Regions from separate parts of the Homo sapiens genome. Here region 1 is linked to region 2. A link is an interaction called in ENCODE POLR2A ChIA-PET data of the cell type or tissue named here. Cell type or tissue: Panc1. All regions are shown on one strand. Links, peaks and the distances in the headings refer to the core of each region. The heading gives the core; the rest is flanking DNA. Region 1 overlaps LOC107986053 (a long non-coding RNA gene). Region 2 overlaps LINC00501 (long intergenic non-protein coding RNA 501).

Region 1 (12,559 bases), core at 2,799-10,798, 65 kb before region 2:
TTTTTGTTTTTCCTGAAATTTTAATTACATTCCTCTCATTCTTTTTTACTGCTTTGTGTAAGAGTCTATGGCATAGATGCTCTATAATTTAGTTCACACTCCACTATTGTTGAGCATTTAGGCTGGTTTTTCATTTTTTCCTACTATGAATGATGCTTCAATGAATATCCTGCCCGTACATTTTTGTGTACATACAAATTTCTGTAAGATAAAAAGCTAGAGCTGGGTTGAAGAGAATATGCATTTTAAGAACCACTGACAAATAGCCCTCAGAAAGAGGCACTGCCATCTATATTCTCACCATCACTGTAAGGGAAGGTCTATTTTTTTTTTTTTCTTTGAGACAAGAGTCCCGCTCTGTCACCCAGGCTGGAGTACAGTGGCGCGATCTCGGCTCACTGCAACCTCCGCCTCCTGGGTTCAAGCGATTCTCCCTGCCTCAGCCTCCCGAGTAGCTGGGACTATAGGTGTGCGCCACCACTCTGGCTAATTTTTGTATTTTTAGTAGAGACTGGGTTTCACTATGTTGGCCAGGCTGGTCTCGTACTTCTGACCTCGTGATCCACCTGCCTCGGCCTCCCAAAGTGCTGGGATTACAGGTGTGAGCCACCATGCCGGGCCTGGTATAATTCTGTATAGTGTTTCTTAGACTCCTATTAATCATTTTGATTTTTGCCATCTATCTCATCGCTGTTTTAATTTTTTTTTCTTATTACTGAGGTAAAAAATCTCTTTGTAAGCTAATTGGCCTTTGGTATTTCCTCTGCAGAGCATTGATTTTTGGGGTTTTTTTGTTGTTGTTGTTCTTTTCTTTTCTTTTTTTTTTTTTTTTTGAGATGGAGTCTCGCACTGTCGCCCAGGCTGGAGTGCAATGGCGCGATCTTGGCTCACTGAAACCTCTGCCTCCTGGATTCAAGCGATTCTCCTGCCTCAGCCTCCCAAATAGCTGGGATTACAGGCACCCACAACTACGCCCGGCTAATTTTTGCATTTCTAGTAGAGATGGGGTTTCACCATGTTGGCCAGGCTGGTCTCAAACTCACAACCTCAAGTGATCCGCCCGCCTCAACCTCCCAAAATGTTGGGATTACAGGCGTGAGCCACCATGCCCTGCCTTTTTTGGTCTTTTTTAATGTTTAGGGTTCCTTATGTATTGTGAACATTAATTCTTTTTTGTGTTGAACAAGTTGTAAATATATTCTCCCAGTATATCAATTGTCTTTCAACTTCGTGGTGTCTTCTGTCAAAGAGAAGCTTTAATATTCATATAGTGAAAAAATCACTCTTTTAGGCCAGGCACAGTGGCTCACGCCTGTAATCCCAGCACTTGCGGAGGCCGAGGCAGGCGGATCATGAGGTCAGGAGTTCAAGACCAGCCTGACCAACATGGTGAAACCCTGTCTCTACTAAAAATAGAAAAATTAGCTGGGCATGGTGGCCTGCACCTGTAATCCCAGCTACTGTGGAGGCTGAGGCGGGAGAATTACTTGAACCCGGGAGGTGGAGCTTGCAGTGAGCCAAGATGGCGCCACTGCATCCAGCCTGGGCAACAGAGTGAGACTCCATCTCAAAAAAAAAAAAAAATCACTCTTTTTTTCCCTATAGGTTTTATACTTTGTGTTGCTTAAGATGGGCTTCCCTAGCCTAAGGTTAATAATCATGCTTTTCTCTGTGTTAGAAAATACCTTTATAGGTTTCTTTTTATATTTGGCTCTTTACCCCATCTAAAATGTTTTGTTTGTACATGATGAGGTAATTTTCTTCATTCTGTATGTGTGTATGACAAACTACAAATTCTCCAGCTCATGAGCAGAAAGGTGGTATGGTAACAACTTTTCCCTGCAATTCTTTTTTTTTTTCCTTTTTTGAGACAGAGTCTCACTCTGTCGTTCAGGCTGGAGTGCAGTGGCATGATCTCGGCTCACTGTAACCTCTACCTCCTGGGTTCAAGCGATTCTCCTGACTCAGCCTTCCAAATAGCTGGAATTACAAGCACACGCCACTAATGCCTGGCTAATTTTTGTATTTTTAGTCGAGATGGGGTTTCACCATGTTGGCCAAGCTGGTCTTGAACTCCTGACCTCAAGCGATCTACCCATCTTGGCCTCCTGAAGTGCTGGGATTCCAGGCGTGAGCCACTGCACCCAGCTTTCCCTGCACATTTTAAATTATCCCTCCCTCTCCTCTCTCTTTGTCTCCTACACTGAAGGCAACACTGGTCAATGTGTGACACACTTCAATAGGCCTTTCTAATGTTATGAATAATCCCAGCACCTACGAAATATCCATTTCTCTCTTTCTGTAGAAGCCACCATTAGGGCTTACCCATGTCTAGTTCTCCTCTCATCCTAGGGCACATGGAAGACTGCACTTCTCAGATCCCATGCTTAGTTAGTTGTGACTAATTCTGGCCAGTAACTTCTGAGAGGAAACAGTGCATCATTGACATATCATTTCAGGCTGAGGAGTGGAGCCCCACCTGATCTTACAGTTTCTTTTCTGAACTCTTGCCTTGGGACAATGGCGCCTGTGTATCAAGACACTGTAAGGAGGGCAGGTGACCTGCTGACCTGCTCAGATGACTTGGTGTAAGTGAGAAATAAACTCTTTTGTGCTAAGCCACCAACATATTTTGCTTGTTTGTTACCATATCAGAAGGCAAATGAGTAAAGTATGACACTATTTCCCAGTCAACCTTGATTCTGCTATTTTATTTTTTGGTCGACAGTTTACAAACTTTAATCCTTTATCATTTGAAACAAGTCATTAGCAAAGTATCTTGCAACTGATCTGAGAAATACCAATATCATTTATCCATTATTTAGCGATGTTAATTGTGCATAAACCCAGAACCAGGCTCTGTGAATAAGACGTGAGTACGAGAGACCTGGCCTGTCTCCTCATGGAACTTGGCAGGGATCTCACAGAGAAGGCTGTGCAGGGAGTGGTTAAGGGTGTGGCTTTGGAGTCAGATGCTCTACATTTGAATCTTGGCTCTGCCTCTTACTGGCTGAGTAAATTTAGGCAAGTCAATTAACCTCTCAGTGCTTCATTTCCTAATCAATACAATTAAGAGTACATGAGGTGATGCATGTGAAATATTTACCACGGGGCTTGACAAGCAATAAGCACTAAACAAGTGCTAGTTATTATCACTATTGCAACCACGGGACTAGAATACACCCAGGTGTGTTAGGGGTAGATAGAACTATACTCCAAAAACATAAAGCCAATGTTACCGCATCACAGTCCCAGCCTAGTAATTCACCTCATGCTTCAGCATGGTATCCTCACCATTAGAAAACTAGCAAAATAGTTCTAAGGCAGTAAGAAGCAGGTATTATAAAAAGCACCTTGTGCTGTCATTCCTCTCTCTCTCTCTCTCTCTCTCTCTCTCTCTCTATATATATATATATATATATATATATTTTTTTTTTTTTTTTTTTGAGGTGGAGTCTTGCTCTGTTGTCCAGGCTGGAGTGCAGTGGCAGGATCTCAGCTCACTGCAACCTCTGCTCCCAGGTTCAAGCGATTCTCCTGCCTCAGCCTCCCAAGTGGCTGGGATTACAGGCATGCACCACCACGCCCATCTGGCTTTTGTATTTTTAGTAGAGACGGGGTTTCACCATGTTGGCCATGCTGGTCTCGAACTCCTGAACTCAGGTGATCTGCCTGTCTCGGCCTCTCAAAGTTCTGGGATTACAGGCATGAGCCACTGCGCCTGGCCCATTCCTATATTTTTAATGTTTTAACTTTTAGTATTCCAGGGCTCTGACTTAATGAAAGATATTCTATTTTTAGATAGCCTTTAAAAAATGACATCTAGATCATGGCCTCTGAAATTCTTAGTATGTGTGTATATATATATATATTTGAGACGGAGTCTCGCTCTGTCACCCAGGCTGGAGTGCCGTGGTGTGATCTCGGCTCACTGCAACCTCCACCCCCTGGGTTCAAGCAAGTCTCTTGCCTCAGCCTCCCAAGTAGCTGGGATTACAGGTGCCCGCTACCACACCCAGCTAATTTTTGTATTTTTAGTGGAGATGGGCTTTCGCCCTGTTGGCCAGGCTGGTCTCGAACTCCTGACCTCAGGTCATCCACTTGCCTCGGCCTCCCAAAGTGCTGGGATTACAGGCGTGAGCCACCATGCCCGGCCAGTATATGAATATAATAAGAACTTTGTATATTTAGTTTGGGGCTAAATATTGCATATATACGTATGTACTTAAACTCGTATAGATATACACATATCTAAATGGAGCACTTTCTATAGAGAGAGCCAGATTTGTTTTGAACCCTGAACTTTACATGTTGCTGTTACCCAAGATCACAGAACTAGTCAGTAGCAGAGACAAGATTAGAATCATAAAATGAGCAAATGTTCTTTCCATCACAACCCTGTCTCATAGAAGAAATAACCACCTTTGACTTACTAGGGCTGCAGTCAAATTGGAAAATATAGTAATATATTGCACAGGCACACATTTTTATTGCTAGACCGTATAACCTTATCTTCAATGGAGGTTTCAATATTTTCTCAGTAATTACAAACCACTTCCTTTGTGTACCACTATAGCTAAATTATTAATAAGCACAGTAGACAGCAAGATCTTTGGTAGAGCTGTAGATCTAATATTGGGTCAATTACAGAATCTCACTCCTTTCCTCTTACAAAAAACTGTTATACCTTTTTATTATTGTATCCCTTTGTACCATGTCCTCTGAAACCACTAATCAAATCCCTAAGGGAAAGAAAAATGAACATGTATTATGATATTCACATTTATATGCTAGGAAGAGTCTTCACATAAGCACAGACATTCAACAAATACACCGTCAATTCAAATATAGACATGGTGCATAATTTTATTTCAGCTTTATGAAACCCTCAAGAGCTCACAGAAAAGCATGTAAAGCATGTAACCTTCTCATCATCTTTATTCTTGTTTGGGTTGGTATTTGGTTCAACAAAGAATCAATGAACTGTAACAAATTGCCAAAACCAAAAAAACCTCTGGTTTTATATGTGAATGTGTTGTGTGTATGAGTTGATTATTTGTTGTGAAAATATGTGAAATATGATTAGAAAACTTTTGAAAAAATTCCTATGATCTCAATTACCCAGAGAAACCCACTGTCAATATTTTGATGTATATACTTCAGAAATTTTTTCTCTGTGTGTATATGTAATGTGACTATATTTTCATGCTAAAAGTGTACATCTGTATCATCATTCTTAAAGGCTACATATTTTTCCTTTGTATCATAACTATGTACTATAATTTATATATTCAATATCCTATTGTTGGTCAATTAAGTTGTTTCCAATTTTCACTACCATAAATACCCCAGTGGAATTGCTGAGTCAGATTCTTCAGAATAGGCTATCAGGACTATTCAAGGTAAAGGCATGTAAGTAGGTCCTCTGTATTTCTTATTTTTTAAATTATTTATTTATTTATTTATTTTGAGACGGGGTCTCGCTCTGTCGCCCAGGCTGGAGTGCAGTGGCACAATCTTGGCTCACTGAAATCTCTGCCTCCCAGGTTCAAGCCATTCTCCTGCCTCAGCCTCCTGAGTAGCTGGGACTACAGGCGCCCGCCGCCACGCCCGGCTAATTTTTGTATTTTTAGTAGAGACGGGGTTTCACCATGTTGGCCAAGATGGTATCGATCTCTTGACCTCGTGATCCACTTCCCTCAGCTTCTCAAAGTGCTGGGATTGCAGGCGTGAGCCACCGCCCGCATCAGGTCCTCTGTTTCTTAGTGTTCAGCCCGTGGACCCTTCATTCCTCTCTCCCTCGAGTATGGTCATGTTGAAGGAACATGGATAAGGGAATCCACGGCATATGGATACTTGGATTCCAACCTCAATTCTGATTACTAATTAATTTTGTGAAAGCCATTTCCGGTCATTTGCCCTGTAGAGTGGAAGAACTGAACTAAAATGGAGGTGCAACAGGTCAGATGATCATCAGAATTACCAGAGAAATTTCATATATGTTCCTGGGTCATGACTTACAACTTTTGAATCTAAATCTCCTCAGTAGCACTTGAGACTCTGCATTTTCAAAAACTCACTGAGTGCTTCCAAATGCATTTCAGGTGGGGACCCACTAACCCCGGTTGCACCAAGGCCTCTCCTGCTGGAGCTCATTCATCTTTTATGCTCCCTTCTCCATTCGCCTAAATCCCCTATAGTCTTCCCTGCGGTCCAGGAAGGTTGTGTTTAATAGTACAGGAAAAACCGTGCTCATGCCTGTAATCCCAGCACTTTGGGAGGCTGAGGCGGGTGGATCACAAGGTCAGGAGTTCAAGATCAGCCTGACCAACATGATGAAAACCCTTCTTTACTAAAATGAAAATACAAAAGTTAGCTGGGCGTGGTGGTGCATGCCTGTAATCTCAGCTACTCAAGAGGCTGAGGCAGGAGAATTGCTTGAACCCGGGAGGCAGAGGTTGCAGTGAGCCAAGATCGCGCCACTGCACTCCAGCCTGGGTGACAGAGAGAGACTCAGTCTAAAAAAAAAAAAAAAAGTACAGGAAAAACATTCAAAAACAATACATTAATTAAAAACAAAACTCTTGGCCAGGAGCGGTGGCTCACGCCTGTAATCCCAGCACTTTGGGAGGCCAAGGCGGATGGATCACCTGAGGTCAGGAGTTCAGACTAGCCTGGCCAACATGGTGAAACCCTCTCTCTATTAAAAATACAAAAAAATTAGCCGGGCATGGTGGCGCATGATTGTAATCCCTGCTACTTGGGAGGCTGAGGCAGGAGAATCGCTTGAACCCAAGAGGCAGAGGTTGCAGTGAGCGGAGAGTGCGCCATTGCACTCCAGCCCAGGCAACAAGAGTGAAACTCCATCTCAAAAACCCCAAACTCTTGCCTGTAATCCCAGCACTTTGGGAGGCTGAGGCGGGCGGATCACCTGAGATCAGGAGTTTAAGACCAGCCTGGCCAACGTGGTGAAACCCCCTCTCTACTAAAAATACAAAAAAATTAGCAGGGCATCGTGGGGCATGCTGTAATCCCAGCTAATCAGGAGGCTGAGGCAGGAGAATCGCTTGAACCTGGGAGGCAGGGGCTGCAGTGAGCCGAGATGCTGCCACGGCACTCCAGCCTGGGCAACAGAGCAAGACTGTCCCCAAAAAATAAATAAATAAATACAAACTCTTGAACCATTTTTAAGAAGCAATTAAAACCAAGATAATAAAATAGTCTTTCTGCTACTTGTTGATTTACCTGTCGTCCAATTTAATAAAGTGTTGGTTTTAAAAATTACATTTTATTCTTTTTCAAAGTCTGATTGAAATGTTTCTTGTTGTTCAAGCAGATGCCACAGGACAAATGGCAAATAAGCTGCCTAGATTACAATTGAAAAGTTCAAAGTAACTTGCAGTTCCTAAAATCTATGATTTTATTTCAGATAGTCTTATAGATGTTAGAAAAATGCACACACAATTGGCAGGTCTAACTCTCTATGGGGAACATACTAACATAAAAGGCTTATTAAAATGCAGCTGTTTTTTGGAAAGTGACATATAATACACTGATTCAAAGGTACAGCCAGTCAACCAATACTAATTTAGAACACAAGGTTTATCTAAGATCTCTGCTTTCGAGTGTCAGTTCAGTGGAGCTAGGCTTAGAAAGCATATGTAGTATTTTCATTTTATATTCTTAAATAAGTGCAGATAAGATATTCCTAACTCTCTTCAGTTCCTTATTAGCCTTTTTTTTTTTTCTTTTTTGAGATGGAGTCTCATTCTGTAGCCCAGGCTGGAGTGCAATGGTGTGATCTCGGCTCACTGCAACTTCCACCTCCCGGGTTTCAAGTGATTCTCCTGCCTCAGCCTCCCAAGTAGCTGGGATTACAGGTGTGCACCACCATTGCCTGGCTAATTTTTTATTTTCAGTGGAGACAGGGTTTCGCCATGTTGGCCAGGCTGGTCTCAAACTCTTGGCCTCAAGTGATCCACCCGCCTCAGCCTCCTAAAGTATTGGGATTACAGGCCTGAGCCACCACGCCCGGCCCCTTATTAATCTTTACAACTCCATGGAAAAAGACTAAAGTCAGTGATTCAGAGTGGAAACTTAGAATCTATGCCTAATTTTAAAAATAAATAGTAATGGAATTTAATTTTCTTTATGGCTATCATAAATTGAAGATTATATCTTTTTTTTTTTTTTTGAGACAGAGTCTCACTCTGTCGCCAGGCTGGAGTGCAGTGGCGTGATCTTGGCTCACCGCAACCTCTGCCCTCCTGGGTTCAAGTGATTCTCCTGCCTCAGCCTCCCGAGTATCTGGGACTACAGGTGCGTGCCACCATGCCCGGCTAATTTTTGTATTTTTAGTAGAGACGGGGTTTCACCATGTTGGCCAGGATGGTCTCAATTTCTTGACCTCATGATCCACCGGCCTTGGCCTCCCAGAGTGCTGGGATTACAGGCATGAGCCACCACGCCCGGCCAGATTATACCTATTAATGCTTAAAGGACAAAAGGAGACAACAAGGATTTGAGACCAGAAAACATATTACCTTAAGTGAAACAAGCTTTATTATTTCAATTTATCAATTAAGACATGTTTAATCATGAGATTCTAACAAAAATCTGAGCCCTTGATTCAGAGATCATACTACCATGATAATATCTGCATTTTCAGTGGATACTTAACAATGTAAATGAATTAACACTTTCTATCAAATATCAGCCCTGTAATGGATGATTATTCTTACACAGTATTCTCTTCTGCACTCTCATTCTAATTTGTATCATCTGATGCAATAAACTCTTTGGCCCAGAATTAGTAATACAATAAAATCAAGCCATTTTAGAAGGCTCTTAAGGTGCTGAGTTGTTTTCTAGGTTGTACTTTACTTAAAACGTGATATTCCAGAACAGAGGTGCCAAAGGTTGCTGTTGCTGAGAGTCATTTATCTATAGCCTCAATAACAAAGCTAGTGTTAGATATGAAATCATTCATAATACTTCTCAGCAAAGAAAGTATACTCGAGGGCTCCAATTTAAGCCCTTATAGCAAAAAGAAACCGAAACCTAGAATTGGAATTGTCTTGATAGCCTCAATTTACTATTTGAGGGGTTGGAGTGGAAGAGATAGGATTTAATTCTCTTTCCACAGGGAAAGAGAAAACTGTCATGAAGTTAAAAAGTCATAGACCAAAAGTTCTTCCCCTTTCGTGAGGGGAAACTACCGTAATTCCCCCAAAGTGCAGAGACCTTCCTTCTCAAGTGAATGGAGCAGACAGAAACCATGCCAGCTTTGTTCCTTTCTCCTGGAATCCTAGGGGTGTGGAAGAAGTGGTGTGGTAGTAATTGTGTGGTTTTTTTTTTTTTGGTATGTCTTTGAGAAAAGGACCCTTGAAATATAGTGAGTCAGCCAGGCATGGTGGCTCACGCCTGTAATCCCAGCACTTTGGGAGGCCAAGGCAGGAGGATCACTTGAGGTCAGGAGTTTGAGACCAGCCTAGCCAACATGGTGAACCCCGTCTTTACTAAAAATACAAAAATTAGCTGGGTTTGGTGGCACGTGCCTGTAATCCCAGCTCTGTCTAGGTTCAGTCCTCCTGGGTTAAAGTGATTCTCCTGCCTCAGCCTCCACAGCAGCTGCGATTACAGGTGCCCATCACCGTGCCCGGCTAATTTTTGTACTTTTAGTAGAGACAGGGTTCACCATGTTGGCTAGGCTGGTCTCGAACTCCTGACCTCAAGTGATCCTCCTGCCTTGGCCTCCCAAAGTGCTGGGATTACAGGCGTGAGCCACCATGCCCAGTCTTTTGTTTCTTTTGAGACAGGGTCTCACTCTGTTGTCCAGGCTGGAGTGCAGTGGCACAATCATAGCTCACTGCAGCCTCGGCCTCTCGGGCTCAGGTGATTCTTCCACCTAGCCTCTCAAGCAGCTAGGACAACAGGCATACATCACTACGCCAGCTAATTTTTTTTTATTTTTTGTACAGATGAGGTTTTGCCATGAGTGCTCAAGCAATCTACCTGCCTTAGCCTCCCAAAGTGGTGGGATTACAGGCATAAGCCACCATGTCCAGCCCAAAGCTAGTTTTAAATACGTAGTAATACCACTCATCGAGCTGCTTGGTGATGAAGCCCCATTAAAATGACTCCTAGGCTCCAATTTAAACTCAGATAACAGAGAAACCTCAGATTGGAATTAGGGGAGGTGGAAGCTCTGCTCTGTGCAGTCACTTAAGAGACCTTCTTTCCGAAGTCTTTGCAATACCCAGGAAGTCAGAGCCCTCCAGCACAGCCTCAGATAAGGGACAAAAGAGAGTGGATGTAGAAAGCACACCTGTCAACTGCCATGGCCCACAAGTGCCTCCCATCGCCCTGCTCACAACGCACTGGAGAGAGAGCTCTCTATGGTCCCTTCCTAGATTCAAGGCACATGGGCTATGCAAGCCAGCAGTGTGCCCAGGAGGGCAAGAACATGGCAAATGGGAAGCAGCTAGCCAATCTCAGAAATTCTCAGTAAATATTTGTTAGATTAAATGAACTACTTCTTATGTATTATTATAATTTTTTTTTTGAGACAGAGTCGTGCTTTGTCGCCCAGGCTGGAGTGCAATGGCACAATCTCCGCTCACCACAACCTCCGCTTCCTGGGTTCAAGCGATTCTCCTGCCTCAGCCTCCCAAGTAGCTGGGATCACAGGCATGTGCCACTACACCTGGCTAATTTTTTTGTATTTTTAGTAGAGATGGTGTTTCACCATGTTGGCCAGGCTGGTCTCGAACTCCTGACCTTGTGAACCGCCTGCCTTGGCCTCCCAAATTACTGGGATTACAGGCGTGAGCCACCGGGCCTGGCCCTAAATGAACTACTTCTTTCTGACTTCTGTATATTGAAATGAATCATCCTAGACCTTACACTTAGACCTTGCTAAAGCTGTGGTAATAGCTCCCTGTTTATAGCTCCCGGAAAACATCTGTATGTAACAAGAAAGTCTTGGTGACACAATTCCTTAACCCAAGACAATGGATTGAGGATGGTGAGAAGGGAGTAGACCTGACCTATACCCTCTGAAGTGGCATTTATATATGCAGTACTTGACTATTGTGACTACTAATATATTTTTACCTCTCCGGGAACAGCAACTCCCATGAAGTGTGTATTATTTATTTAACACTTATGTAGCGCTTGTCCTCTTGCAGGAAATCTTCAAAGCATTTTACTAATGTGAAATGGTTGAATTCTCATAAGCCTATGAGGCACCGTTTAGCTCCATATTGTAGTCGGGAAAACTGAGGCACAGAGAAAACAGGAAACTGCCTAAGAATAATAGCTCATAAACAATGGGGCAGAGTTTCAAAACCAGAGAGTTGGGTTCCAAAGACTGAGCTCGTAACCACCATACCATGCTATCTGTCCTCATGTAAGCCTCTCCCTCTCTTTTGCCACGCTTGAGTTTGCACTCCGGGATATCATATACACAAGTACGGGTTTGGCTAACATTTTTATAGAGCCACTGCTCTTTCATATTGTTTCTAGTTGGCAGTTACAAATAGAAATGGAGCCTGATGGCCAGGCACGTTGGCTCACACTTGCAATCTCAGCACTATGGGAGGCCAAGGTGGGCAGATTACTTGAGGTCAGGAGTTCGAGACCAGCCTGGGCAATATGGTGAAGCCCCGTCTCTACTAAAAATACAAAAATTAGCTGGGAGTAGTGGTGCATGCCTGTAATCCCAGCTACTTGGGAGGCTGAGGCAGGAGGATGGCTTGAACCCGAGAGGCAGAGGTTGCAGTGAGCCGAGATTGTGCCACTGCCCTCCAGCCTGGGCGACAGAGCAAGACACCATGTCAAAAAAGAAAGACAGAAAGAAAGAAAGAAAGAAAGAAGGAGAGAACGAGAGAAAGAAAGGAAAAAAGGAAGAAAGAAAGAAAGAGAAATGGAGCCTTATAAACATACATTTCAGGCTCAACAATCAAATTCCAGAAATCGGCCGGGCGCGGTTGCTCACGCCTGTAATCCTAGCATTTTGGGAGGCCGAGACTGTAGATCGCCTGAGGTCAGGAGTTTGAGACCAGCCTGGCCAACATAGTGAAACTTCATCTCTACTAAAAATACAAAAAAATAGCTGGGCGTGTTGTCGGGCACCTGTAATCCCAGCTACTTGGGAGGCTGAGGCAGGAGAATTGCTTGAACCCGGGAGGCGGAGGTTGCCATGAGCTGAGATCGCGCCACTGCACTCCAGCCTGGGCAACAAGAGTGAAACACCGTCTCAAAAAAAAAAAATTCCGGAAATTCTTAATACATTTCCCAATTCATGTTATGTCATCAGACTTAAACAATGAAGAGAATTCCAGGCTCTAAGAACAAGCCTTTTATCCTTACCTTACAAATTATATTTCATTCATTCATTTATTCATTTTATTCAACCAATATTTATTAAATCCCCTCATAAGCCATAAGAGACAATTGTGAGCAAAATAGACGTTGTCCATCCTGTCATGAGCCTTGTGGCCATACTTGAATCAAATATGCTTACAAATGCACAGAAAATTACGACTGTAAAAGTTCT
Region 2 (12,559 bases), core at 1,515-9,514:
AGTGAAGGGCTAGGAGGGTCTTGCATTCTGGTCATTCATTCACCCGGAAAGGCTCAGCACTATCTCGTGAACCTAGTTTCTGGGAAGTCAGGCAACCTGCTTGCACGTACAACTTGGTAAATGATATACTCTAAGGGCTCATAAAAATTAATCCAGATGCATGCTACAAAGCTGATACCATGAAATCATGAGCAGAGACCTCCTTTCTACTTGAGTCCAGAAAGAGCCAGGCTTTGTGTTGGTCTACATAGTACCGAGAAGGAAAGAGACTCTACTACCACTTTTCATTGTTGAAACTGTCCATTCTCAGCTCCCCTGGAAAGGGCCCTCACACTCCTGCCGTAGACACGAAAAAGGTAATAGATGCCGTGGAAGTGGGAAAAGTTGCCTTTGGAGAGGTTTCCAGAATGTTTTCTAATTTGATTGTCTTTCCAAGTCCCTTCTTTCAATTTAATGAAATAATTATTTTGAAAATAATAATAGCTACCATTTACCAAAGACCTAATACGTACCAATTTATTTACACATGTTGTCTGTTTAATTCTTGCCATCATGTACCATGTTCTGTGGCCATATGCCCTGGGAATCAGAAAGAAGAACTTGCCAAGGTCACACAGCCAGGAAATGAGAGTCAATATTCAAGCCTAGATTTCAAAGGGTCAGTATTTAAACCGAGGTTTCTATTCAGACCTAGAAATGAGAGTCAGTATTCAAACCTGCTACCATGGCCCACACTTATATGAATTCTGCCTCATTAAGATAATGTCTGGGTCATTTTTACTTATTTACTCTGGAGGTAAAATGGACTGCAGTCATGTATGTTTCAAGTGGGAGAAAGTAAAAGGCTTACTTTTTTTCCTTTTTTTTTGTTGAGACGGAGTCTCACTCTTGTCACCCAGGCTGGAGTGCAGTGGCATGATCTCGGCTCACCGCAACCTCTGCCTCCCGGGTTCAAGTGATTCTCCTGCCTCAGCCTCCTGAGTAGCTGGGACTACAGGCACACACCACCATGCCTGGCTAATTTTTGTATTGTTAGTAGATACGGGGTTTCACCATACTGGTCAGGCTGGTCTCGAACTCCTGACCTCAGGTGATCCACCTGCCTTGGCCTCCCAAAGTGCTGGGATTATAGGCATGAGCCAACGTGCCCAGCCAATTTTTTTCCTTTCTTCCTTCCTAAGATTCTCTAGCTCTCTTCCATTGAGAGAGAGTACAGGCAAAGGTGCATGAAATAATTTTGCATCATTTTTTTTGTAAGCACTGCATCAAATATTTGATAGCAATTAGATAGCTAGGGGGCAACTTGATATTTTTAGAAATTGAAAATTTATTTTAGAAAAACAAAGAACGGTTAGGTATATATTAGGTAATTTGCATTTTAGTGTCTAGCATTTTTTTTTTTAAACCGCTTAAATGTTTTAAAAAATAATTCAAACTGGCCAGGCACGGTGGCTCACGCCTGTAATCCTAGAACTTTGGGAGGCTGAGGCGGGTGGATTGCCTGAGCTCAGGAGTTCGAGACCAGCCTGGGCAACAATGGTGAAACCCTGTCTCTACTAAAATACAAAAAATCAGCTGGGCGTGGCGGTGTGTGCCTGTAGTCCCAGCTACTCGGGAGGCTGCGGCAGGAGAATCGCTTGAAACCAGGAGGCGGAGGTTGCAGTGAGCCAAGATCATGCCACTGCACTCCAGCCTGGGCAACAGAGCGAGACTCCGTCTCAAAAAAAAAAAAAAAAAAAAAAAATTCAAACTATTTAGGAAAGTAAAAATGAAAAGTAAATGTGAATCACCTAAAATACCACCACCTAGACACTGCCACAGTTAACACCGAAGGGACTTGCCTCTTTCTATGCATGCACTCAAATAGTGATATTGTATAAAAATGTCATCATGGCCTAAGTACTGTTTCTCAATAAAAACTGTTGAATTCAGTAGAAGAAAAATAAAATGAAACATAACTGGAGGAATTGTTGGACTTCAAAAAAAAATGTTTCTCCTCCCCAAGAAATATTTCCTAAATTATCCCTCTAAAGTTATAAAAGAGGTTGTGAAGAACATTTAAAAGTATTTTCCAGCTGGGCGTGGTGGCTCACCCCTATAATCTCAGCACTTTGGGAAGTCGAGGCGGGCGGATCACCTGAAGTCAGGAGTTCAAGACCAGCCTGGCCAACATGGCGAAACCCCATTTCTACTAAAAATACAAAAATTAGCCAGGTGTGGTGGTGCATGCCTGTAATCCCAGCCACTCAGGAGGCTGAGGCAGGAGAATTGCTTGAACCTGGGAGGCGGAGGTTGCAGTGAGCCGAGATAGTGCCACTGCACTCCAGCCTGGGTGACAAAGTGAGACTGTGTCTCAAAAAAATAAAATAAAATAAAATAAAATAAATAATTTTAAAAATAAAAATATTTTCCCCTCAATTTTAGGTAGTATAAAGTGTGAACATTAATACTCTTCCATCTTCTCTTTGCCCGTCTTCACTGGCTGTTAGTTATATTATTTTCAAGTTATCCAGATTTACAGTGTTTACTTTCTGTAATCATAGTTTTCATTGTTTTAGTATAACTTCTTGGTTTAAGTGGAAGTGTTGTTCCCCACCAGTCTTTGTACCATAGCTTCTCTGATCTTTACTTTGATTCACCTTTTATTTGTTTAGATTTCATTGTCACATATTTTTTCAAGAAGGGCACTTCAGTGATATTCCTAGTTCTTTTATGTTTAAAACTATCTGTTATGGTCTTTATACTAGAAAGATGCCATGACTGAATCTGTGCTCCGGAGTCACAGTTTCTTTTCTTATTTATTATTATTATTATTTTTTTGAGACGGGGTCTTGCTTTGTTGCCCAGGCTGGAGTGCAGTGGTGCGATCTTGGCTCACTGCAGCCTCCGCCTCCCAGGTTCAAGTAATTCTCCCACCTCAGCCTCTTGAGTAGCTGGGATTACAGGCGCACCACCACACCCGGCTAATTTTTGTATTTTTAGTAGAAACGGGGTTTCACCACGTTGACCAGGCTGTTCCCGAGCTCCTGACCTTAGGTGATCCACCCTCCTCAGCCTCCCAAAGTGCTGTGATTACAGGCGTGAGCCACCGTGCCTGGCCACCGTTTCTTTTCATTAGAATTTGTGAATGTGTCTCTAGTTTCTGCCATTGTATGTTACTAGGAATACCTGGGAAGCCAGTCTGATTTTTTTTCACCTTTGTATATATGTGCTAGTCAGGGTTCTCCAGAGAAACAGAACCAATAGGATGTGCATGTGTGTGCCTCTGTGTGTAATTTATTATAAGGAATTGGCTTATGCAACTATGAAAGCTGAGAAATCTCAAGACCTGGAGGCAGCAAGCTGGAGTCCCAGGAGAGCCAGTCTGAGTCTGAATCTGGAGTCCCGAGAACCAAGAGAACTGATGGTTCTAATAGTTCGGTCTAAATGCTAGCATGCTTGACACCCAGGAAGAACCATTGTTTTAGACCAAGTCGCAAGGCTAGAAAAGCTCTTGTAACCAGGCAGAAAGAATTCTCTTTTCTTCAGCCTTTTTGTTCTAGTCATGTCTTCAGTTGATTATTTACATTGGGGAGTGCAATCTGCTTTACTCGGTCTATAAATTGAAATGTGAATCTCACCCAGAAACATTTTGACAGACACACCCAGAATAATGTTTGAGCAGATGTTTGGGCACCTCATGGCCCAGTCAAGTTGACACATAAAATTAACCATTACAGTGGGCGATGTGCTTTCCTGGACATCTAAAGAATTCTTTCTTTGTACTTGATGTTCAGTGGTTACTAACTAAGGTAGTTTCTATATTGAGCATTCTATATACAATTTTCTTGGAACCGATTTGCATATCCAGATTTTTTTCCTTCACTTGGGGTGAGAGTGTGGAAATTTTTCTACTATTGTATCTTTCACCACAGCTTCTGGTGCATTTGTAGTTTCTCTAGCACAGAGAAGCCAACGATTATTAGTTGGAATTTTGATCCTTTATTTTTCCTTAATTTATTAGCATTATTTTTATTCTACTTGAATTCATATTTTATGCTTTATGATTTTATATTCAGTGGTATCTATTCTTCCTTGCCATGTTCTAGCTTACTGATTAGTCCTATGATGATATAGTTTCAGTCACATCTTTTTAATCTCATTCTGTGGTTTTATCATCTTCTCTTTGAGCTCACACTTTATTGAATTAATAGTCTCATTAATGTATGTTATGGCATGAAGCAAATTTTAATAATTTCCTTGGGATCTTTTTTTTTTTTTTTTTTTTTTTTGAGACGAAGTTTTGCTGTTGTCCCCCAGGCTGGAGTGCAATGGCACAATCTCGGCTCACTGCAACCTTCACCTCCTGGGTTCAAGCGATTCTCCTGCCTCAGCCTCCTGAGTAGCTGGGATTACAGGCGCCTGCCACCACGCCCGGCTAATTTTTGTATTTTTAGTAGAGAAGGGGTTTCACCATATTGGCCAAGCTAGTCTCGAACTCCTGACCTCAGATGATCCACCCACCTCGGCCTCCCAAAGTGCTGGGATTATAGGCGTGAGCCACCGCATCCGGCCTCCTTCTGATCTTTAAGTTGATTTTTCTTCAAGGTCTTTTCTGTCATTCCCTTTTTCCTCCCTCCCTCCCTCCCTCCCTCTTTCTCTCTCTCTTCTTTCCTTGTTTCTTTTCCTATAGTATGTTTTCAGAGCTTCCATTACATTTATTTTCATTTTTTTCCTGCTTGGTCAATTCTGTTCAGACTTGACTCTGTTATGATGTGGAAGACTTCTTGACTTGATTCCCACTGTATTCAATGTGGTTTTCCCTTGGCCAAGGGTTTGAATCTCAGTACTTTTTCTTCTGTTTATTTTAAGAAGCTAATATGACTTTGGGGGAGCTGAACTGAGGGTTAATAGCTGAGTTAAACCAGCTCTCTCTTGCTCCTCTCAGATTGTTGTCTTCCTTTCCCTAATCATTGCTTTTGGAAACACAGCATTAGGTCACACCCTTTTTCTTGTTGAGTTGTCTTTGGTGGATCCATGCCTAGGAGTTCTTAAATCTATGTTTTGCTCACGTTTCATTTCCTTTCATGTTTTCAGAAGTCTTAACCCAGAAATAGGAATCGTATGAGAGGAAACTGAAGAATTTGACTTGCATTTAAGTTAAAACAACTTTAAAAAAATTCAGGAAGCACCATCTCAAGGAAACTGTATTATACAGGGAAAGAGAACTGGACTGAGCATCAGATAACCTTAAATCCTAGCCCCAGCTGTAGTATATATAGCTGAAACTATTGAAGAGATATATATATGTGTGTGTGTGTGTGTGTGTATATATATATATTCCTTCAAAGAAGTGACTTCTCAGTTGCAAAATGAGTATCTACCATGACTACTTCATAGAGCTATTGTAAGCGTCAAATTAAATAATTAAATGAAAGGACTTTGTAAATAGCAAAGTAATATTCAATATAAGGTGTTGTCATTATTTTATTATGATTGTTATTACTAAATCTTTCCTTGTAGAAGATCATCATAAAGATGGTTAGATGAGAAGTTCTTTTTTTTTTTTTTTTTGAGACAAGAGTCTTGCTCTGTCACCAGGCTGGAGTGCAGCGGTGCAATCTCGACTCACTGCAACCTTCACCTCCCAGATTCAAGCAATTCTCCTGCCTCAGCCTCCCGAGTAGCTGAGATTACAGGTGCCTGCCGCCGCGCCTGGCTAATTTTTGTATTTTTAGTAGAGACAGAGTTTCACCATGTTGGCCTCGTGATCCACCCACTTTGGCCTCCCAAAGTGTTGGGATTACAGGCGTGAGCCACTGTGCCCGGCAGAGAAGTTCTTAGGAAGGGGGTTTAACAAGGTGAGGGGCGTAGCTTTCTGATTAAGTTACAAGTTTTCCCAAGCATTTACATTTTCCCTGTCCCTAGTCTAATAGAGAGAGGGATTGTGCCTAGTTTGAAAAATGTTTTTAGCTTATTCTGTATTCATCTCTCATCTCCCTTGAGAATTAATAGGTTTAGACATTTATGCACCTAAAGACAGATGACTAAGTTTCTCATATAACTGTATGTTGTTGTACATGTTGGCTAAGTGCCCAAGTAATTCTTGCATTACAAAAGAGTTAATAGTATTAATCATACTTTAATATTTTTATGATTCATTTTGGATTTCAAGAGATTTGCACTGTTGTTTTTAATTTTGATTACGATTCTTTTCAAAACATAGGCATGAAAAATATTTTCTCTACTGACCTGAAAGAGAAGAAATATGGAAGCTTGGACCACAAGATTCAGTAGTGAAATTTGTTTATAATACTACTTAAAACTGAAGCATTCAAACAAAATGATTTATTTGCTTATGAGTTTTATTTTGAAAACAAAAACTAAATTTTTATTCAGTCTATATAGCATTACTGAATTTTGTAATCCTTCCATTTTAAATATGCATATTTTAAAAAAGCAATTGACACATGGGTCTAGGTGACATACCCTCATACATGCTAAGAATTAAAATAAGGCTGGGCGTGGTGGCTCACATCTGTAATTCCAGCACTTTGGGAGGCCAAGGCAGGTGGATTACAAGGTCAGGAGTTCGAGACCAGCCTTGCCAACATGGTGAAACCTCGTCTCTACTAAAAATACAAAAATTAGCCGGGCGTGGTGGCATGCACCTGTAATCCCAGCTACTTGGGAGGCTGAGGCAGGAGAATTGCTTAAACCTGGGAGATGGAGGTTGTAGTGAGCTGAGATCACACCACTGCACTCCAGCCTGGGGGACAGAGCAAGACCTCGTCTCAAAAAAAAGAAGAGTAAAATACAAAAGTAAAATACACTCATTGATATCATTGATTTTGCATTCCACTTCATTCATGCTTTTAAAATATTCTTGGTCTGGTAGAAGCAGTGCTTAATTGAAGAGTTTTAAAAAGAAACCATTTATATAGTGTCTATAATTTTAATTTTAGTTTATAAATTGATTATTCTGCTTTTGCATTCATTTAGCCTACTGTAATAAAAATTTTATAAAATAATTATTGCTGTGTAACTTTGAAACTCAATTACAGCTGCAGAAATGGAGTACTGAGATACCAAGTCGGGGAGCAAACAGTTGTAAATATCAGCTTGAGATGGAGTGCTGGTACAGAATGTAAGATTACATTTACATGTAGAAAATGGCAGTTTCAGTGTACACAGGTTTGGCTCTGCTGCCATCCTAAGTCATACCTGTGTTAATGAAATGGTCTTCTCAACTCAGCATTAGGCAAGACTTAAGTTTTTACCATAGAAACATTATTCCTACTGCTGTAGTTCAGCGAACCGTCCACTGAGATTTATAGCGAAGTTCTAAGGTATATTTTGGCTGTGTTTGTTTTTAGGACTCATGTTATTTTGAAATAAATTTATCATATTAGTTGGAAGTGTGTCTCTTCTAGATCTATTTTCTTTACTACTTATCAGCATAATCATTTCAAATCTCGGGTAGAGATTGAAAATTGAGCATTTGATTTCAATATACTATATGAAAGGCCATTACACAGAATTTACTGCACTGTTTTTGCACCATTAGCACAAAAAAAGAAAAAAAGGGTGAAAGAGGCCTCTTGAGAAGAATTAGATATTTCCATTTGGCAGTATATGCAGGGTGTGGTGTTTTTATTCACTAAAACTAATAAATTATTTTTATTTCAAATTCAGCCTATTTCCCGGGTTGTTTTCATGTATCACGAACACAAAAAATGGCCAATATATATTAAGGAATACCAGTGCTAACGTATCTTAGTGGAAATATCCGATCAAATACCCAATATTTCCTTTAATCTTGGGTAAAAAAGTTGATTTGTGGTTAAATTTGTCAAGATAGACACAGTGTGCTTTTCTGACTTTTTTTACTTCACTCTTATTCTGATTCAACAACTGATATTTTACATATGCTTACAACATTTTTCTATTCTCAATAGCATGGTGAAGTTAATTCTGAATAAAGACACCTAGAGTTTCATCACAGATCGATAACTTGTGTGTGACACTTAATCTTTATGTCCTCAATTCCCATCTGAGAAAGGAGAAATTCTGGGGTGGGGGTGGGTCACACAAAGGTTCTCCGAGAGCCACTCTTGGCTCAGGAACCACTCAGGGAAGCCTGGCCAAGTAAAAATCTAGGTTCTTCCACTCCCATTTTAGCCAAAGCAGTTTTACTTTTTTTATTTTTATTTTTTATTTTTTGAGACGGAGTTTTGCTTTATGACCGAGGCTGGATTGCAATGGATGTGAACTCAGCTCACTGCAGCCTCCGCCTCCCAGGTTCAAGCGATTCTCCTGCCTCAGCCTCCTGAGTAGCTGGGATTACAGGCATCCACCACCATGCCCAGCTAATGTTTTGTATTTTTAGTGGAGACAGAGTTTCACCATGTTGGCCAGGCTGGTCTTGAACTCCTGGCCTCAGGTGATCTGCCCACCTTGGCCTCCCAAAGTGCTGGGATTACAGGTGTGAGCCACTGCACCCAGCCAGCAGTTTTACTTTTATCTGTTTATTATATTCAACTTAACAATAAGGTTCTGTATATAGAAAAGGTTTGATTGAGAAAAAAAATAAAACCTTAAAACCCACTGTTCTGGTGATGTATTGCTGTGTGACGCATTTCTCCAAAACTTAGTGGCTAAAAAGAAAACTTAGTGGGTCATAATGGTTCTTTGGGCTGATTTGGCTTAGCTGGGTGGATATCCCCTGAGGTCTCTCCTAGAGTCGTAATCAGACAGTGAATGGGGCTGGAGTCATCTGAAGGCTCAACTGGGTTGAACATCCAAGATTACCTAATCACTTACAAGTTTGACACCTGGGCAATTCAAGATACTGGAGTCATGGAGATGAGTTAGAAGCCTTTTTCTCCCACCCCAAAATCCGCTTTACTGAGGTATAATTGACATACAACAAATTGCACATATTTAGAGTGCACATCTTGATAAGGTTTGCATATGTATGTACCCAAGTAACAATCATCACCAATATTAAGAAAATGAATACATCTATCACCCCCCAAAAGGTTTCCTTATGTTATTTTGTGATGCCTCCTCCTTCTCCCACCCCAGGCAACAACTTATCTGCCCCTTGTCACTAGAGATTAGATTGCATTTTCTAGAATTTTATATAAATGAAATTATATAGTAACTACGCTTTCTTTTTGATTTGGCTCATTTCAGTCAGCATAATTATTTTAAGATTCACCTATGTTGTTGCATGTGTCAACAATTCATTCCTTCTTATTGCTGAGTAGTATTTTGTTATATGGATGCACTTCACTTTGTTTACCCATTCATGTATTGATGGACATTTGGATTGATTCCAGTTTTTGGCTATTACAAATAAAGTTGTTATAAGAATCCATATGCTGGGCCGGGCGCAGTGGCTCACGCCTGTAATCCTAGCACTTTGGGAGGCCAAGGTGGGTGGATCATGAGGTCAGGAGATTGAGACCATCCTGACAAACACAGTGAAACCCCATCTCTACTAAAAATACAAAAAATTAGCCGGGTGTGGTGGCGGGTGCCTGTAGTCCCAGCTACTCAGGAGGCTAAGGCAGGGAGAATGGCGGGAACCCGGGAGGCCGAGCTTGCAGTGAGCCGTGATCATGCCACTGCACTCCATCCTGGGTGACAGAGTGAGACTCCGTCTCAAAAAATAAAAAATAAATCCATATGCAAAACATATGTTTTTATTTTTTATTTGTATGAACATGTGTTTTTAATTTTTATTTTTGGATATACCTAGGAATGGAATGGCTAAGTCAATGGTACATATATGTGGAACATTTTATGAATCTGTTGAATTACTTTTAAAGGTGTTTGTACAATTTTACATTCTAACCAGCACACACATTGGATTTTTTTTTTTTTTTTTTTGAGATGGAGTCTCGCTCTGTCGCCCAGGCCGGACTGCGGACTGCAGTGGCGCAATCTCGGCTCACTGCAAGCTCCGCTTCCCGGGTTCACGCCTCTCCTGCCTCAGCCTCCCGAGTAGCTGGGACTACAGGCGCCCGCTACCGCACCCGGCTAATTTTTTGTATTTTTAGTAGAGACGGGGTTTCACCTTGTTAGCCAGGATGGTCTCGATCTCCTGACCTCATGATCCACCCGCCTCGGCCTCCCAAAGTGCTGGGATTACAGGCGTGAGCCACCGCGCCCGGCCCACACATTGGATTTTGTCAAATGATCTTTCTACATTTATTGAGATGATCTTTTTGCTTATTTGTTAGTTAGTATGCTGAATTACATTGATTGATTTTCAAGTGTTAAACCAGCCTTGCATTCCTGAGATAAACTCCACTTGGTCATGAGGTATTATCTTTCTCATATATTTTTGGTTTCAATTGGTTAAATTTTTTTTTTTAATTTTGCTTATGAAGGAGTTTTGTCTGTAATTTTCTTTTCTTGTAATATTATTTTCTAATATTGATAATGGAGTAATTCTGGCCTCATAGAAGAAGTTGAGAAGCATTTCCTCCTTTTCAATTTTTGTAGAGACTTTGTGTTGAATTATTATTTCTTTCTTAAGTGTTTGGTAAACTTCACTCATGACGCCATCTGGGACTGGAGTTTTCTTGTTTGGAAGGTCTTTAACTACAAATTTAATTTGTTTATGAGATAATGGAATATTCAAGTTATTTTCTCTTAAGTAAGCTGTGATAGTTGGTGTCTTTCAAGGCATTTGTCCAGTTCATTTAAATTGTCAAATTTATTAGCATAAAATTGTTCAAATATTCATTTTAACCTCATTCCTGATATGGTAATTTCTTTCTTCTCTATTTCCTGATCAATTTTTCTAGATGTTTATCAATTTTATTGATTTTTTTAAAGGAACCAACTTTGGTTTCACTATTTTTTCTCCTTTCTTTTTTAAAAATCTCATTTATATCTATCTATCTATCTATATATTTTTTTTGAGATGGAATCTTGGTCTCTCGCCCAGACTGGAGTGCAGTGGCACCATCTTGGCTCACTGCAACCTCTGCCTCCCGGGTTCAAGTGATTCTCCTGCCTCAGCCTCCTGAGTAGCTGGGACTACAGGTGCATGCCACCATGCCCAGCTGATTTTTTGTGTTTTTAGTAGAGATGAGGTTTCACAGTGTTAGCCAGGATCATCTGGATCTTCTGACCTCATGATCCACCTGCCTCAGCCTCCCAAAGTGCTGGGATTACAGGCATGAGCCACCATGCCCGGCCTTATCTACTAAATCTATCATCTATGTGAATATTGGGTCAATTTTGATTGATTGATTTTTGTATTTATCATGGGTCATCCTTTCCTGCTTCTTTTCTTTCCTTAGAACTTTTGGTTGGATGCCAGATGTGATTTTTTACCTTGTTGATTTTTTTTAAGCCTATAGAACCTGTATTCCCAGGTGGTCTTCTATCTAATTGTTGGATAATTTTATATTCCTATAAATATTTAGCTTTGTTCCAAGTTATGCCTAAATTGCTCATAAATTTAGATTATTTTGGGTATGGCTTTAAAACTTGCTGAGCCAGGAGCAAAGCAATGTTTAACCTGGGACTAGCTTTTCCCCATTACTGTGGCAAACCCTTTCTTGCCATAGTATTTTAACTGATGTTGTATGAATTATGAAGTTTACCAATCTGGTTAGTGGGCACAGGTGAGTTTTTCAGCTCTATATAGGATTATGGAATTGTACTCATTAATATTTTGAGTTGTTTATTTATTTATTTTTAACCTGGCCTCAGGTAATTTTCTCACTTGCATGTGGTGGTCAGTACTCAGCTGAGCATCAAGGGTTACCCTCTGAAGATTTCCAGAGCTCCAGCTCTTTTCTTTCTGACAATTTGCCCTAGTGAATTCTGGTTGCTTTGAATTTCTCACACTCACCATTTTGTCTCCTCAACTCAGGGAGACTGTCGGGCTCCACTTGGCTTTTCCCTCCCTGTGCCAAGCTGGGAAGCTTTCCTTAGGTACAAAGCTGGGGAAACCACAGAGCGCACCTTATTTGTTTTCCATCTCTCAGGGATCATTGTCCTTTGTTGCCTGATGACCAAGGTTTTGTGAACATTCTTTCATAGGTTTGTTCAGTTTTTTAGTTGTTTCATGAAGAACAATAAATTCAGTTACTGTTATTTCATCTGGGCCAGAAACAGAGCTCTGTTCAGCATCTTTCAAAATACTATTCTTTAGAGGAAAGGATGACCTGAATAGGATAAACCCATTGGTAACATAATAGATTATATAAACTTGAGGGATGTTTCATAGGCTCTGTGGGACTTGGTGTCTAACTAAGCATGGGCAGTGAGACGAAGTTTCCTACCCTCACGCCCACAGGGCTACGTCGATGGCAATGCGATTTTCTGAGATTAGGAGTCCATGGGGAAGAGGTGAGTTGGGTGGATGAGTTCCAAGTTTGTACATGGCCTGTGGATAATTTAGATGGAAATGATCAGGAAGCAGGTAGAAATATGGATCTGGAGTTTAGGAGAGAGGGGATGGCTATCACTATAGATTCTGGAAAAAAAATCTTCCAGGATAGTGCTTAATTGAGGAGAACTTTTTTTTTTTTTTTTTTTTTTCTCACGGAGT

Evidence for each region. Peaks named below come from ENCODE experiments on the same cell type or tissue, not always from the same donor. Only the 100,000 strongest peaks of a DNase experiment are listed, where the experiment ranks them.
Region 1: POLR2A ChIA-PET joins it to region 2 with 5 read pairs; 4 of 35 experiments call an interaction of 5 or more read pairs at or near these places.

The regions. Positions count from the first base shown.
Region 1 is chr3:177,234,468-177,247,026 of GRCh38, forward strand. The region is part of intron 2 of LOC107986053 (a long non-coding RNA gene); the gene reads left to right. Among named protein-coding and RNA genes, the nearest start is that of TBL1XR1, 43 kb to the left of the region's middle. In Panc1, for the core only: no CTCF peak of the experiment used is centred there; no DNase peak of the experiment used is centred there; H3K27ac peaks cover 1,664 bases.
Region 2 is chr3:177,300,405-177,312,963 of GRCh38, forward strand. All of the region lies in intron 1 of LINC00501 (long intergenic non-protein coding RNA 501), which reads left to right. Among named protein-coding and RNA genes, the nearest start is that of LINC00501, 12 kb to the left of the region's middle. RefSeq lists a silencer at 4,964-5,164. In Panc1, for the core only: no CTCF peak of the experiment used is centred there; no DNase peak of the experiment used is centred there; H3K27ac peaks cover 4,022 bases.